2 separate regions of the Homo sapiens genome follow, and region 1 is linked to region 2. Evidence: chromatin contacts called from ENCODE Hi-C or POLR2A ChIA-PET data. All regions are on one chromosome and are shown on one strand. Each heading gives the region's core, a stretch centred on a gene start or an enhancer-like site at or near the end of the contact. The rest is flanking DNA. Distances are from core to core; before and after follow the strand shown. Region 1 has its middle 47 kb from the start of LINC01429. Region 2 holds the start of ATP9A (ATPase phospholipid transporting 9A (putative)).

Region 1 (2,700 bases), core at 101-2,600, 140 kb after region 2:
AATTTTGTTCTTGTTGCCCAGGCTCCAGTGCAATGGCGCAGTCTGGGCTCACTACAATCTCTGCCTCCCGGGTTCAAGTGATTCTCCTGCCTCAGCCTCCCAAGTAGCTGGGATTACAGGAATGTGCCACCATGCCCAGCTAATTTTTTGTATTTTTAGTAGTCATGGGGTTTCACTATGTTGGCCAGGCTGGTCTCGAACTCCTGACCTCGGGCCATCCACCCGACTCAGCATCCCAAAGTGCTGGGATTACAGGCGTGAGCCATCATTGAGTGATTTTTATTGTTTACTTACCTTGTCCAACATCTTATAGAATACATACGTATTAATTTACAATAAGGTTTTATTTAAGAGACTTTTTTTTTTTTTTGGAGACAGAGTTTCACTCTGTTGCCCAGGTTGGAGTGCAGTAGTGCAATTCTCGGCTCACTGCAACCTCTGCCTCCCAGGTTCAAGTGATTCTTGTGCCTCAACCTCCCGAGTAGCTGGGATTACAGGCATGCACCACCACACCCAGTTAATTTTTGTATTTTTAGTAGAGACGGGGTTTTGCCATGTTGGCCAGGCTTGTCTCGAACTCCTGGCCTCAAGCAATCCACCTGCCTTGGCTTCCCAAAGTGCTGGGATTACAGGCATGAGCCACTGTGCCCGGCCGACGTTTCTGTGATTTTTTATTGAATGGCCAAAAAAAGGAGGGAAGGAGGGAGGGGTATCCTGGGGAGGTCAACGGAAATAAAACCAAAATAAGATTTGAAAAAAGGAAACCACTAAAAATGCAATGTGGCATCTTAGATCCTAGAACAGGAACAAGACATTAGTGGAAAAATCAGTAAAATCCAAATAAAGTCTAGAGGTCAGTTAACGGTATTTTACTAATGTTCATTTCTCAGTTACCGTGGTATGTAAGATGTCAAAATCTGGGGAAATTGAGTAGAGAGTATGTGTGAACTCTTAATACAATGTCTTTGTAACTTTTTGGTGAAATTAAAATTACTCCAAAACAAGAAATGTATTTTAAAAATTTAAGTTTAGAGGTTGGAATCATCTTTTTCCTCTTCAGTTTATATTACTGTCATTAACAATAGCCACCAATGACTAATGGCTAACTTTGGAATTTCCACAAATAGCAGGAGAAAACCATTTGGGGTAGGCAACTATTGAAAAGTTACATTTAGATAGTCCCAAAACAAAAGAGAGAGATTTGCAAATTCAGAGGTGATTTTCTGTTTTCTTTTTTTTCTTAGCGTTCTATAAAAGTTCAGTGACGACTTTTAGAAATTCTCCTTTGGATATCCTTAGCTTCCAGGGCCGGAACCAGCACCCTCTAGCCTTCTATGACTCAATCCATGCATATAGATTAGGGGCCAGATACTCTACTTGCATTTCCAGAAATATGAGGGGGGAGTACTTCCCAAGGAGAGGATGTAGTCTCTTTGAAATTTGACCCTTTAAAAGTTGGGCTGCTGGACATTAATAAGGAAGAATTGAAAGTGCAGATCAATAAGACTTGCTGAAAATAAAACACACATTAGCATAGAGTGTTCTCCCTATAACCAAGATTAATGCCTTTTTAAACCAAACCAGAGCACAAAGGTATATCTTTGAGGCTAATTGCCGCTAGCAGATTGCAGAGAGAAAGAAAGACAGGCTTGGGGGCAGGGGCTGGTGGACAAAACCCAATTGCAGAACTCCTAAGAGCAGGAGTGAAATGAAATAACCCCTTGAGTTATGCAGAGAATTTAACCAGCGCTGGGCTCGGTTTTATTGGGCATGCATTTGAAATTTAAATACGTTCTGGGGACAATGCCTTTTTACAGCATAGCCAGGAGCTTGCCAAATAGGAGCACAGCAAGTTTATTAACAAGAGGACATGATCAAACATAAAATAGCAGGCTAAGGACTCCTTTTCTTGTACAGCCACGCTGAAAAGACTTCTGTGGAATTCCAATCCTGCTCTCGACACACCCCTTGTCTAGGACTGTATTTACTCAAACAGCCACCCTCATTTCCTTTTAAAATTTATTTGTCATTAGCCATTACTCACTGCAAAGCTACTTTTTGAGATTTTAATATCCCTTTTAATAAGGCACTATTCTTTGAAAACTACAATACCAACATTTTTGTTGGTACAGTGTTTTTTGGTATTTGAAAAACTATGAAATCAGAAGAACTTATGGCTTGAGATAGTCCCAGATGCATAAATACCCTAAATCAAATGGGCACTTGTTTAGAATGCTTTCTAAGGATGTTCCTCACCCATCTAAAACCCTTCCAACATATCGCATCATGGTTAAGCAGGTAGAATCTAGAATATGATTGTCTGGGTCTAAACCCAGGCCTCCTCCACCTTGGCCTTGGGCAAGTTCCTTAACATTTCTGTACCTGATGTCCTCATTTCTAAAATGGGGCTAATAATAGTCCCCACCTCATAGGGTTGTTTTAAGGGTATACATGTGTGTATACATACGCGTGTACACATGTTGCATATGTATATATTGCACATGTAATTGTGTGTGTGTGTTTATATATAGATATGTGTGTGTGTGTATTTATATATAGATGTGTGGGTGTGTGTATATTGTACTTCCAGGAGAATTCTCAATAAATGGGAGCTGTGGTTGTTTTAGCTTTTTATTGTATTATGGCTGTGAGGCAGAGCTTGTGTTCCTGTGTTTTTTCCCCAGGGGTGGTTTGGCCATG
Region 2 (2,700 bases), core at 161-2,660:
TTTCCTCCTCTGGGTAATATCAGTGAGGCCTCTTCTTCGGAGGATTCAGGAAGCCAGGGACAAAGACCCCACAAAATGGCCGCCAGCACCATTCTTTTTTTTTTTTTTTTTAATTCCACTGACACCTGGTGAAGCCACCCTTATGGTTCACTCCACCCGCCGCGTCTCCTGTTCCGAGCAACTGACGCTGCAATAAGCGGCCGCCACCGGGAAATGCCCAGAGAGGACCAGACGCCCGAGGAAGGGCGGAGCAGAGCGGCCGCAGGCCCCGCCCAACACCGCGCTCAGCCTCCCGCGGGCTCCAGCCTCACCTGCGCGGCCTGTGGAGCTGCACATCTCCAGGCCCCGCCCCCCAGAACTCTGATTGGCGGGTCTAGGCGGGGGCCGGGAAATCTGCATTTGCACCAGCGCCCACCCCCGTCCTTCCCACCCCCGCCCCTCACGCCCAGGTAAGTCTATGGCAGGCGATACGAGAGCCCCGCAAACCTCAACGCGTCACGCTGCCATCCTCCGAACAGGAAGACGGCGAGGCGCAAAATACCAACCCGTCCCCTCTTCCCAAATGCAGAAAAACCCTTGCCTGTTCCGCGCCTAAGCTGCCCTCGGGGTCTCCTACTGCGGGAAGGGCACAGCAGGTGGCAGCCCCTGTCCCAGCCGTGGGATTCCTTCCCCGAAATTGTGGGGGGAGAACACAAGGGGTAGTGTCACCAAGCGGCCAGTAGGAGACCCTCCCACCCTCCTGCGACTGCTGGTTCGGGTCCACCCCGGGCGGAGGGGGAAGGGGCCACCGGAGCGCAGGTGGTCTCGGCGCAGCCTCCTGGGGCTGGGACCCAGGGGCGCTGATGGGGTACCCCGAGGCGTAGGCCGCGCCCCCCTAAAAGCTGAGCATATCTGGGCTCCCGAGTAATGCTCCAAGCGCAGAGCTCGGTGTGACACTGACCAAATTGTTACCTCAGATATTAATTACGGACAGATATTAATTACGGAACAATAAAACGGTGAGAAAGCACGGCTGATCCGAATTCCGCGAGTGTGTAAACAGCACTGGGGCGGGCCCGGCTTCTCGGGGTTTCTAAAGGAAGGTGGGCAAGGAGGCCCAGGCAACCGGGCGCTCGAACCCCAAAGGGCCGGCATCAGGCTAGGTGCCGCCCGGGGCTGAAGCGCAGGGACCCCCTCCCCACCTCCCCGCCTCCCCAGCCCTGCCCCAGGCTCATGGCGCCGGGCGCGGCGCGCGGCCAACCTGTCAGGCCCGGCCAGGCTGGCCCGAGCGCCGGGCTCCGGGAGGCGCGGACAAAGGAAAACACGGGCCCAGGCCCACTCACCCGGCGCGGGGCCTGCTGTCCATCCGCTTCTTCTGGCGCACCGGCTGCAGCGGGATGTTGTCCGTCATGTCGGCGGCGCCGCCCGCCTTGGCCGCCGCGCCCCCCGCGCCGCCTGGGCCGCCGCCCGGTCCGGCCTCCGCGCCGCCGCCCGCCGGCGCCGCGCCGCCCCGGGGGAGGAGGCGGCGGCAGCGGGCGGGCCGGGCCCGCAGCGAGGGGGCGAGCTCGCGAGCGCCGGGCCACGCGCGGAGCGCCCGCGCGGCCCGACCGACGGACACGGGCGCACCATGGGCCCGAGCTCCGCGCTGCGCCCGCTCGCTCCGCGCCGCGCCGCGCCTGCCACGGGGGGCGGCCGGGCCGTGTCCGCGCCGCCGCGACCGCTGCAGTGTCCCCGCCCCCGGCCCGCGCCCGCGCCCCCCACGCGCGCCCACCCGGCCACGCGCCCCCCGCCCACGCCCGCCGTGCGCGCACCCTGCCACCGCACCCCCCGCAAAATCCCACATTCACAATCACATCCCAGCCCTATACACGCGCGCTGTGACACTCATCCCCACCAATATCTGACATGCACAATCACACGGGCACCCGGCCACGCTCACCCCATCAGTCAGTCATTCTCACTCACTCTTGCACCAACGTGCATATTCACGCCCAGGCCCTACACACACACCTGCCACTGCTCACTGCCTGCAACATCTAACATTCACAATCACATGTGAGTCCTGCACACACACATAACACTCTCACCCTCCTGTTGGTCACCATCATCCATGCACCCAGTTTCTCAAGCCTCACACCCATGTGCCTGCAGAAATCACAGTCACACAGGGACCCTCAGCTTATCAGACTCCTTCACCCTCTGACCTTCACCATCCTCACCCTCATTCTCTATCTGGATTCTGGGAACTCACCATGACACACACGCACCTGCCTCTTTCATCCAAACACCCTTCAATAGTCTGAACACCCTCATTCTCACACCAGCCACTTTCTTGGGCTTGCACATGGGCCCCACTCTCAGGCCTCAGACAGTCACCCTGCATTACCTGTCACTGTGATTCACGGTCTCACACACACACCTATCTCCACCGCAGCCCACATCCACACTCACTTCCACACCCTCCCACACAGTGTCTGGGACCCATGAACTTTTCAAAGGCCTGATAAAGTTATGAGAGCAGGAAAAAAAAAACAGAGGGAAGGAACAAAGTGAGGGAGTTTAAAAATCAATATGTAACTAAAGAGCCTGAAATTGTAATAATACCATATAAACTAATCTAAAGCTGACTTTTACATAGTTACATCTAATGACTGATCATGTTGGACGCCGTTTCTTTTTTTTCTTTTTGAAACAGAATCTCCCTCTGTCGCCCAGGCTGGA

Evidence for each region. A loop is a pair of places that touch in the nucleus more often than their neighbours do. ChIA-PET counts read pairs that join two places held with the same protein, here RNA polymerase II (POLR2A). Pooled maps may share reads with other maps.
Region 1: a loop to region 2 is called in a pooled map, with 2.3 times the contacts of the local background. The contact joins the enhancer-like site here to the promoter of ATP9A in region 2. A Hi-C loop is called at or near these places in 1 of 50 pooled maps. POLR2A ChIA-PET finds 5 or more read pairs at or near these places in 4 of 52 experiments (Caco-2, H1, OCI-LY7 and 1 more).

The regions. Positions count from the first base shown.
Region 1 is chr20:51,909,046-51,911,745 of GRCh38, forward strand. No RefSeq gene overlaps it. Among named protein-coding and RNA genes, the nearest start is that of LINC01429, 47 kb to the left of the region's middle. Within about 2 kb of position 1,351, at least 5 of the 41 ENCODE cell types and tissues checked have a DNase peak (open chromatin) inside an H3K27ac peak, as active enhancers do; they include PC-9, where a contact is called at or near this core.
Region 2 is chr20:51,766,980-51,769,679 of GRCh38, forward strand. ATP9A (ATPase phospholipid transporting 9A (putative)) reads right to left here and starts at 1,411. Exons shown (of 28, transcript NM_006045.3): 1 at 1,323-1,411. The coding sequence starts at 1,390.